Regions from separate parts of the Homo sapiens genome. Here region 2 is linked to region 1. A link is a loop called in an ENCODE intact Hi-C map of the cell type or tissue named here. Cell type or tissue: breast epithelium. All regions are shown on one strand.

The links. A loop is a pair of places that touch in the nucleus more often than their neighbours do. Peaks named below come from ENCODE experiments on the same cell type or tissue, not always from the same donor. Only the 100,000 strongest peaks of a DNase experiment are listed, where the experiment ranks them.
Region 2: a loop joins it to region 1, with 32 times the contacts of the local background. A loop is called at or near these places in 1 of 110 quality-filtered maps.

What each region holds. Positions count from the first base shown.
Region 1 is chr17:78,998,925-79,003,924 of GRCh38, reverse strand. The region is part of intron 1 of CANT1 (calcium activated nucleotidase 1); the gene reads left to right. Among named protein-coding and RNA genes, the nearest start is that of CANT1, 8.3 kb to the left of the region's middle. In breast epithelium, no CTCF peak of the experiment used is centred here; no DNase peak of the experiment used is centred here; H3K27ac peaks cover 465 bases.
Region 2 is chr17:79,728,551-79,733,550 of GRCh38, reverse strand. It overlaps ENPP7 (ectonucleotide pyrophosphatase/phosphodiesterase 7), which reads right to left and starts at 2,608. Exons shown (of 6, transcript NM_178543.5): 1 at 2,159-2,608; 2 at 1-43. The coding sequence starts at 2,411. RefSeq lists enhancers at 470-589, 640-689, 3,809-4,768, 4,650-4,944, 4,851-4,970 and 1 more. In breast epithelium, no CTCF peak of the experiment used is centred here; a DNase peak (open chromatin) is centred at 4,790; H3K4me3 peaks cover 1,091 bases.

The DNA of each region.
Region 1 (5,000 bases):
TCACTGGTGGCTCCCCTGCGCTCTGGGAGTGTCCTGTGGGATGGACAGATGCCTCCGTGGTGCCTTGCAAGCCTTGCAGGTGGTTATTCCTCCTGTGAGTGCTCCTGTGAGTGCTCTCCAGGCAGCAGCAGGGGTCCTGTCCCTGTAGGCCCCTGAGTCTGGGAGATAGCTGGTTTGCAGCCCCACTGAACAGGAGAGCCTGGCTGGCCACAGAACCCATGACTTTGCTGTAGTCCCTGAGTCCTCTTGTTGCTGATTATCTAAAATCAAACCATTACTCTGCAGGCACTGGGTTTGTCAATCTTTTCACAATAAAGCGAGCATTTAAACTGCTTAAGCTTTGAGGGGTGTAGGGAGAAGCCTCACACGAGCCCCTTCTGGAAAGGACTTTGTCCATCTTGTGTCTTACCCTCGCCGGTTCATTTCTGTTGTTTCTGGCTGGCAACAAACAAAAGAGCCCCCCCACCCCCCACCCCCGAAAAAGAACCCAGCTTTTTAAAGAACATGCAAACTCTTGCCTGCAGCAGGCGCCGGCAGCCAGGCACCCCGGCAGCCAGTGGTAGCTCATACACCAGCATGGGCTGTGGCAAAGGCATCTGATTTGAAATTTTTTTGCAAAATAAAATAATTCCTTGGGGTCCTGAAGGAGAGATGAAGCCCAAGGGAAGGTGTTCTGGTGCTGAAGTTAAAGGAATTTTCTGGAAGGTACACAGAGTTCTCTTGTCACTAGAAGCAGTCCCTTGTTTAACCAAAGGTGGCTGAGGCCCTGGCGTCTCTGCCCCTCTGTTAGCTCTGGGGAATCAGCGTGACCTCGAGGTAACACTGACCACACGGGACTGTTCAAAGTCTGTCTCCCCAACTGTGCTGAGCTCCTGGAGGAAAGGCCCCTGCCTCCGTCACACTGATTCCCCAGAGGGGCAGAGACGCCGGGACTCAGACACCTCTGGTTCCATGTGGTCAGAGGACATGAGCCTCCCGGGTGGGGAGCGTGTGCCACGGTGTAGATGCCAGGAGTCTGGAATAGGAAGGCGTGCAGTGTTGCACAGCGACCTGGGAGAGGTCCTGCTCCTGGGAGTGCAGGGGGAAAAACCCACTGAGGCTTTCTCTGCAGGCTGAGACGTTTGTCCTTCAGATGGAAGGCATTGGGATCTACTAGACTTGGAATCCAGACTTGCTTTTTGGAAAAATTATTCTGTCAGTTTTGTGGAGGGTGATTTGAGATGGTCTTGACCAGGGATCTGTCGAGGGACAGGGAGTCAGTATTTTCAGCCTCCACAGTCTGTTGCGACCACTCAACGGTGCAGCCAGACTCAGCATGCCAGGGAGGAGTCCTAGCTGGCTTTAATCAGCCACATCTACACACCAGGACGTGACTACACAGCAGGCCGCGTCTACGCAGGCCGCGTCTACACACCAGGCAGAGTCTACACACCAAGCTGCAACCACATACCAGGCCACACAGGCCGCATCTACACACTAGGCGGGAGACTGCATTTGGCCCACGGGTGGTAGTTTGCAACCCTCCCAGCAGGCGAGAGGGTACTTGTAGAGTGAGTGAGAAGCAGTAGCAGTCAGCCCCTGTGCACAGTTCTCTAACCCCATCAGCATGGCTCCGGGAAGTAAACTGAGGCCAAGGGAAGTCCCTTGGCTGAGCCCAGATGGTCTATATCAGGGGTGTCCAATCTTTTGGCTTCCCTGGGCCACATTGGAAGAAGAATTGTCTTGGGCCACACATAAAATCCATTGATAGCTGATGAGCTTAACAAAAAATCTCATCTCATCATGTTTTAAGAAAGTTTACGAATTTGTGTTGGACCACATGTTGGACAAGCTTGGTCTAGATCATTAGACCAAGACTCTGAGAGTCATCAGGGTGAGATGGAACTGGAGCCGAGGCTGTGTGGATGGGGAGAAGGGAAGCGAGTCTCAAGCTGGGTGGGACACGTGGGGCTGGGGAGGGAGGAGGGTTAGGACGAATTGCTTCCTGGGATGGCTCCTGAGGGCCGGCACTGCCAGGACAGGGAGTTCCTGAGGAGGACCTGGTTTGCGGTGCCTGTGGGTATCGGATGAGGAGGCTCAGAGACTAGGTCAGGCTAGAAAGGCGTGGGGGTCTTCACCTTAGAGGGCAGGCCCTGGGAGAGGTCAGTGGGCTGCCAGCAGTGGGGGCCGAGAAGACCTGCCTGGGAGGAGGCCCACAGAGAGTGCCCCCCTGCCTCGAGGAGGGACACTGACAATGTGCTCACTGGGTTTGCCACTGGTGAAGGCTTCAGGTGGCTGCTTCTGAGGATTAGCCAGAGGGAAGGAGAGGGTGTAGGTGTGGGTGCTCTTGTACCATGGTGGGCGAGGGGGCCTGGGCGGGGGTGGGAAGGGACAGAGGTGCCGGGGACTCAGGGAAGGGTTTTCCTTCATTAACAGATTCGCCATTTATTCAGCAGCAGTTGAGTGTCTGTGGGAGTGTGGGGTCTGGAGGTAAAATGGTGACAAGGTGGGCGACTTGGGGCAGCCTGTGGATGGAAGGGAGGAACCAGAAGAGCAGGTGCCCGGCGGCTGGGGGGACTGACCTGAGTGGCAGGTGTGAGCCCCACCCAGGGGCCTCGGCTGCTGAAGTTGGCCACAGAGTGGTCTCCTGGGAGAAGTGGGCCGGAGATTTGACAGGAATGGTGAAGGTGAGGACAGTGGCTCTCCGGAGTGCTGAGGGAGTTGAACAGGGAAGAACATGGGGGTTCCAGGGGCTGGTGACGACGACACCTCACGATGTCTGACAGCAGTCTATGCAGGCACCGTTGTTCTGTGCTGGCAAGCACCGTCTTCCCGGGCCTGCAGCTCAGATGTGGCAGCTGAGCAGCTCGATCTTTGGGGTGCTTGATCCAGGTTGTGGGTTCATAATATGCCTAAGGTGGGGCCCCCGGTAGAGTGCAGAGGGGCTGTTGAAGAAGTGGCTAATGGCTCACCTGGCATCTCTTTCCCTTCAGCCAATGCGTGCAGACTGTCTGCTCCCTGCCTGGCAGTGCGTCAGGTGCTGGGGCTGTGACAGTGGCCAGATCCCTGCCCCAGGAGCAGAAATAATCACCTAGCCAGGCAGGGACGGTGGGAGAGCCGGAGCGGCATGGGAGGGAGGGCGAGTGGGCAAGTCTTCCCAGGGAGCTGATGCCCCGTAGGAGAGACCGAGCTGCTGGTGCGAAGAGCAGGCCCGACTGTTCCAGGCAGGGGGAACTGCAGGCTCTGCCAGGGCCAGTGTGGTCAGGGGACAGAAGGAGGTCTATGTAGCCAGCCGGCAGGCAGAGGAGATGGTACAGTGTGAGGGCTGAGCGGGAGCAGAGTGGGTTCACCCCAGGACCTGAGGAAGCCGCTGAAGCTGGGAGTGTGCCATCTGATGGATGCTACTTCATGGCAGGTGGCGAGGGAGTGTCAGGGGATGTTGGTGGGGGGCAGCTGGCAGGGCAACTTCATGGCGGGGGGTATGGGAGTGTCAGGGGCGGAGAGGCAGGAGGGGTGGAGGGAGGCAGCCGGCATGGCATGGTGAGGAAGGGCCATGGAAGAGGACAGAACCTGTCCACGGAGTCAATGCTGAGGAAGGAAGACGGAGGATGAGGCCAGTCAGGTTTTTCGTGGTGGCAGTGCCTTATGTTTTTATCGAAGTGTATATTCACACAGAAAAGCACATCTCCCAGGATCCTGAGAGAGCTTGAACCAGACCACTGTGGACACGGTGGCCACCCGTCACCACTACCCTTCCCAAGGGGAGACGAGGAGCAAGTAGGCTTGAGGGAAAAGCTGCACAGGACTCGTGTCTTGAAATGTCTAAGACGCATGTCAGAAATGCAGGTAAGGGGGGGTGCGGGTGCTCGCACCTGTGATCCCAGCACTTTGGGAGGCTGAGGCAGGAGGATCACTTGAGCCCAGGAGTTCAAGACTGGCCTGGACAATATAACGAGGCCTCATCTCTATAAAAAAAATTAAAAATTAGCTGTGCCCCAGGTGTGTTGGCTCACACCTGTAATCCTGGCACTTTGGGAGGCCAAGGCAGGTGGATCACCTGAGGTCAGGAGTTCAAGACCAGCCTGACCAACATGGAGAAACTGCATCTCTACTAAAAATACAAAATTAGACGGGCGTGGTGGTGCATGCCTGTAATCCCAGCTACTAGGGAATCTGAGGCAGGAGAATCACTTGAACCCAGGAGGCGGAGGTTGCAGTGAGCCGAGATCGTGCCATTGCACTCCAGCCTAGGCAATAAGAGGAAAACTCTGTCTCCAAAAAAAAAAAAAAAAAAAAAAAAAAATTCGCTGTGCGTGGTGGCACACGCCTGTAGTCCCAGCTACTTGGGAGGCTGAGGTGGGAGGATCGCTTGAGCCTCAGAGGTTGAGGCTGCAGTGAGCGTGATCACTGTTGCCTGGGCAACAGAGCGAGGCCCTATCTCAGAAAAACAAAAAAAGAAATGTAGGCGGGATTGGCATAGCAGGTAAGATAGAGTAATTCGAGCTCAGTGGAGACTTCTTGGGCCTGGCTGGGGTTTTGAGGCCTTGGGACTAGAAAAGGGGCAGGGCCTGGATGCAGTCAGAGGAGGATGTCCAGCACGGGGAACCCCAGCCCTGCTGCCGGGAAGGCCCCGGTGATCAGCCCTGTGACCACCTCAGGGGGTCCTGAGAGGCCTGCCCCTTAAAGGGAGCATGGAGTCTTCCCTGCGGGCCTGGAGGAACTGCTGGCAGCCCCCCTGTGCTGTTAGGAGGATCACTCTGAGCAGCAGGTTCCACGTATGTGCCTTGTTCACTCCTTGAACCTCACCCTGGGGCTAAAACCTAGGACTGTCCGAAAGTTCCATGTGGAATTGTCACCCTGTTTTTGTATCTTCTCAGCCCAGCAGGCTGCGGCGTGGAGAAGGGGGTGTCTCTGGTGGGGGTGTCTGTTGCTGGCTGCCGTGCACCAGGGCCTCGTGGTCCACATATTTGGGGCCCAGAATTGCACGGAGCCACTGGAGTCCCCAAGCCCTTCCCAGGCGC
Region 2 (5,000 bases), 730 kb before region 1:
TAGTACATGTTGTGAACCACCCCGTGGTTCTCGATATATTTGCCTGAGGGAGGAAGAGGTGCAGAGGGCGGCGGGATGGACCGGGGTCACAGCGAAGGCCGGACCCAGGGCTGGAAGAGGCGAAGTCAAAACAGCCCAGGTTTCCCTGTGTGCTGGGTGGGGAGTGGGCCTGGGGCAGGGCTGGGGGGAGCAGACTTCCTCCTGCACTGCCCCGTGGGAGCCAAGGTTCGAGGTCATGTCTGAGACAAATAGACACGTGTTCTTTGACCTGTTTTAGCAATCGCACTTCCACTTTCAGTTTGTCCCACAGCTGGACGGGCACACAGGCACGAATGCGTGTGCAGGGATCCTGGTGGCAGCCTTGTTTGCTTTAGCAAAAGATTGCGGGTGACCTCCACGGCCGTCAGGAAGGAACTCATTAAATAAATGATGGCCCAGCCATCAGACGAGATCCCAGGCAGGAATTTCAGTGAACTACGTGGAGCTCCAGGAGATTTTTTGAATTTATTTTTGTACAGGAAACACGTGCACATGGTACTAAGTCCAAAAGGTGCAAAAGGAGAGATGATGTGGAGAAGGTCCCTCCCGTCCTCATCTGCGATACAGAGAGCAAAAGAGGCGCTGCGCAGACGGGAGACCCGCACACCTCCGTTTGCGGTTAGAAGGGGCAGAAAGGCTGGTGTGGGGATGAGCTGCCTGTGTTGGGGTGGATGGTGTCCCACCACATTCATGCTCACTTGGAACCTTAGAACGTGGCCTTATTTAGAAATAGGGTCTTTGCAGATGTGATTAGCTAGGGTAAGGGGATGTATACCAGAGAAGTGTGGACCCGAAATTCAGCGACTGGTGTACTAGTGAGAAGAGGAAAGTTTGAATACAGACACACACACACAGGGGAAAGGCCCTGGGGAGACGTGGGGAGAGGTCGGAGTGATGCTGCCGCCAGCCCAGGAATGCCAAGGATTGCCGAGGCCCCAGGAGCCAGAAGAGGTGAGGAGGGAGCCTCTGCTGGAACCTTCCGGGTGGGTGCAGCCCTGCAATGCCCTGGGTTTGGCCTTCTGGCCTCCAGAAGCATGCGGATCCGTTTCTGTGGGTTTAAGCCAGTCTGCAGATCTTTGTTGCAGGCGCCCTGGGACACCCACGCAGGGTCTTTGGAGGATGACGCAGGTTTGGGAGGTGGCTGAGCCCCTAGGGAGGGCCAATTGCTTTTCAATTCTCTAACACCTTTTTTGTGGTACTTGGCTTTTTATTATTTTATTATTGTTTGTTTTTTTGACACAGGGTCTTGCTCTGTCACCCAGGCTGGAGTGCAGTGGTGTGATTGCAGCTCACTGCAGCCTCTACCTCCTGGACTCCAGCAATCCTCCTGCCTTGGCCTCATATATATATATATGTGTGTGTATATATATATATATATACATATATATATGTATATATATATGTATATATATATTATATGCAGTCTTGCTTTGTCACCCAGGCTGGAGTGCAGTGGTGCGATCTCAGCTCACTGCAACTTCCACCTCCTGGGTTCATGCAATTCTCCTGTCTCAGCCTCCCAAGTAGCTGGGATTACAAGCATGCACCATCATGCCTGGCTAATGTTTGTATTTTTAGTAGAGATGGGGTTTCGCCATGTTGGCCAGGCAGGTCTCGAACTCCTGACCTCCAGTGATCCGCCCGCCTCAGCCTCTCAAAGTGCTGGGATTACAGGCGTGGGCCACTGAGCCTGGCCCCATATTTGGCTTTTTAAAAACCTATGTCTGTATTGTCTACAGCCTGGGCAGATCTGTCAGGGAGGTGTTGGGTGGAAAATGGAAAGGATGGAAGGGAGAGGGAGAGGCTGACACAGCCAGCTGGAGGGGCGGGCAGGGGAGGGGAGCCATGGGAGCCAGCGGGGAGCCCGCCACACTCCCCTCCTCCTGAAGCCTTCTGGGGTTGCTGCCCTGGCTGTGGCCACGGGTTTAAGGACCCCCCTGGTCATTTTTCTTTGTCCCGGATCTGTTGCTACCAACGGTGAGGATTCCTAATGGTCCCCTTGGCTCTGTCCTGTGCCTGGAGCAAGGACCTCTCCCCTTTATCCTGCACGACACGGCTCTGTGCCATCTGGTTTCTCAGGCCCTCCCACCCCCAGGCCCCGTCACAGGGCAGTACTCACCGGTGACCAGGGTGAAGTGGCAGGGGCTGGTCATGGTGACAAAGGCGGGGGTCATGTAGCGTGCCTTCACCCCGTCTCGGGCCATGGCGTCCAGGTTGGGGGTGTCCACGTCCTGGTCGTAGTTCCAGCGGAAGCCGTCGAAGGACACCAGGAGCAGCTTGTTCTGGGAGCCCTGACTTTGTACCGGTGCTCCGGCCCCGGGAGCCAGGAGCGTGGCCAGAGCCACAGTGAGGAGGACGGCCGGGCCTCTCATGCTGGGCCTTCCAGATGGACAGGCACACAGGGTGCACAGGGCTGGCTCCTGCCGAGGAGGACAAAGTCCCAGGGTCACCCGGGCTGATCTCATCCCGTGCGCCTTTGGAATGTGGCTGTGCACATCCCCGGGTCGAACCTCGGGAGTGGGCTCCCCAGCCGTGTCAGTGCCACCCCTGGTCCCAGCCTCACGTGCGTGGGGTGGCATCAACTTGAGCATCTGCCTTTATTGCCAGCCGCGCCCTTGGTGCTCCAGGCTCCTCCCCTCCCTCCCCAGAGTGGGGACAGTGACCCAGGGCTCAGAGCACAGCAGGAGCCCATTCCACTGGGAAAGTCGTGCCCTCTCCCTCTCCCATAGCAACAGGTGGTCCCTCTGTCCCAGCTCACCCTGACCCCAGGGGACCCAGGTGAGGCTGGGGTGGGACCCCCTCTCCAGGCCTTTAGTGGTGCATGGGCCTCAGGCCTGCCTGGGTGAGGGCCTGTGGGGTGGGCTTCCCATGGTCAGGGCCAGGACCAAGCCTGGGTCACAGCATGGCCTTGTCCGGGGGGAACCCCAGGCTGGGTGCCTGTTCTCCTCCTGGTCCTGTTAAGGGGCTCCTTGAGCGTGGTGAGCAGACCGGGAACCGGATGGCTCCAGACCAGCGTCCTGTGGGCCTTCCTTCTTGGGATGCTTCCTTCTTGGGATGCTTCCTTCTTGGGAATTTCAGAGGGTGCCTGGGGCTCGGACGTTCTTGCTTGATGACAACAAGGGGTCAGAAGAGGGGGACTCCCTTGTTACCATAGGCACATGAAGGGTGGGAGAGGAACCCCTGGATTCAGTGTGCGGTTCTCCCTCCCTCTCCCCCATCTCTCCTTCCCCTTCTCTTATTTTCTCTCTCTTTCTCTGTCTCTCTCCCTCTTTCCTTCCCTGTATGTCTCTGTCTCAGTTCCTATTAAGCACGTTCTGTGTGCCAGGCATGGTTCTAGGTTCTGGGGACACAGAAGTGAATGAGACAGACAATGTTCCTCGTGGCCTCCATTCGAGTTGGGGACACAGAAGATAAAATGAACAAACAAGAAAAAAAGAGTTTCCCAAAAGAAGGGAAGGCAGGAAGACGTGATGGAGAGGCTGGCGGGGTGGGTGGGCGGCACGCAGTGGTGGCTGGTGGGGTTTCGCTGAGAGGATGGTGGAGGCCAGTGACTCTGGGGGACCATGAGCTAGGGGAGCGGGCATGGGGCAGGTGGCAGGGGTGGCAGGGCCAGTCCCGTAGGGCAGGTGGCGGTGATTCTCATGCCAGGCAGTGGAAGCCAGGCGGGGGTTTTAAGCAAGAGAGTGACATGAACTGATCTAATGCTAAAATATACTCTCCATTTGTGGGTGAAGGATAGACCAGAACGAGGGCAGAATGGACACTGGGTGCTCCCTGGAGAGGTGACTGCCTGTGTCTGAGCAAGAGCTATTGGTGGCCCGGACCAGGGTGGTGGCTGTGGGATGGGGCTGGGTTTGAGGCGGATCCTGGAGGTTTTGCTGGGAGGTGGTGCGCTGGATTGCATGGTGGGAGGTGGTGCACTGGATTGCGCGGTGGGAAGACGGAAGGGCATGGTTGGAGGTATTGTCACAATTTCAATCTGGAGCCACACACCTGCCGACAGTGGCCCCGGCCTTCCTTAAGACCTTTGGCTGGCTGCAGCAAGCAGACGCCGTCTCGAAGCGATGGCCGTGGCACTCAGATGACACCGCAGACGCCGTCCACAGCCTCCCCAGGCCAGCCAGCCTTTCCTAACCCAGGTGGGCAGGGACCACTGGTACGGATCCCCGGCTGCCCCTGCCTGGCCGACTGGAACACACTCTCAAGGAGGACTCCGTGCCAGTGACCCCTCTTCTTCATGCTTCTGTGCACCAAAAGCTGAAAACCAGGATGGAGCGACTGCCCGGTGCCTGCAACCACCGCGTGGGGTGCCTGCTCTGCAGGGCTGGGGCTCAGGGCACCCAGAGGTTTGGCTCCTCCCTGGGGAGCACAGACCTTGGGGAGGGTAAGGATCCCTGTGAGTCAGGGACACAGGTTACGATGCACGCACAGGGGGAATGCAGGCGGCCTCGGGAGAGGAGATCGGGCTTTGCTGGCACCAGCGTTGTGGGAGGCCCACAGGATGCATGGAGCCAGGAGAGAGGGCGGGAAGGCTTCAGGCAGAGGGACCAGGCATGGAGGAAGGGAGGCACCGGGGCTCCCGAGAGGGTCGACCAGGAGGAGCCTGTAGGCCGTGGCGGAATCTGGATTTTCCGCTGTGGCAGAGCTGGTTAGTTGTCCCCTAATATCTGTTCTCCCCTCTTTCCATGATAAGATGGCTGCTAGAAGAAAGACTACATTTCCCAGCATTCCTTGCAGCAAAGCAGGGCCACGTGACCACATTTTGACCAATGGGGCAAAAGGAGAATGTCTTGTAGCAGTCCCAGCCTCTTGCCGGAAGCTAGCTTTGCTTCTCTTCTTTTTTGATTTTTTCCTCCATCTGATGCCTCTGGCTGGCAAGCCACCCTAAGCCGCCTGATGAGGGGCTCCCCGGGGATGGCCGGGGTGCACAGAAGGGGCCTGGTCCCCAGCGTCCTGTGTAG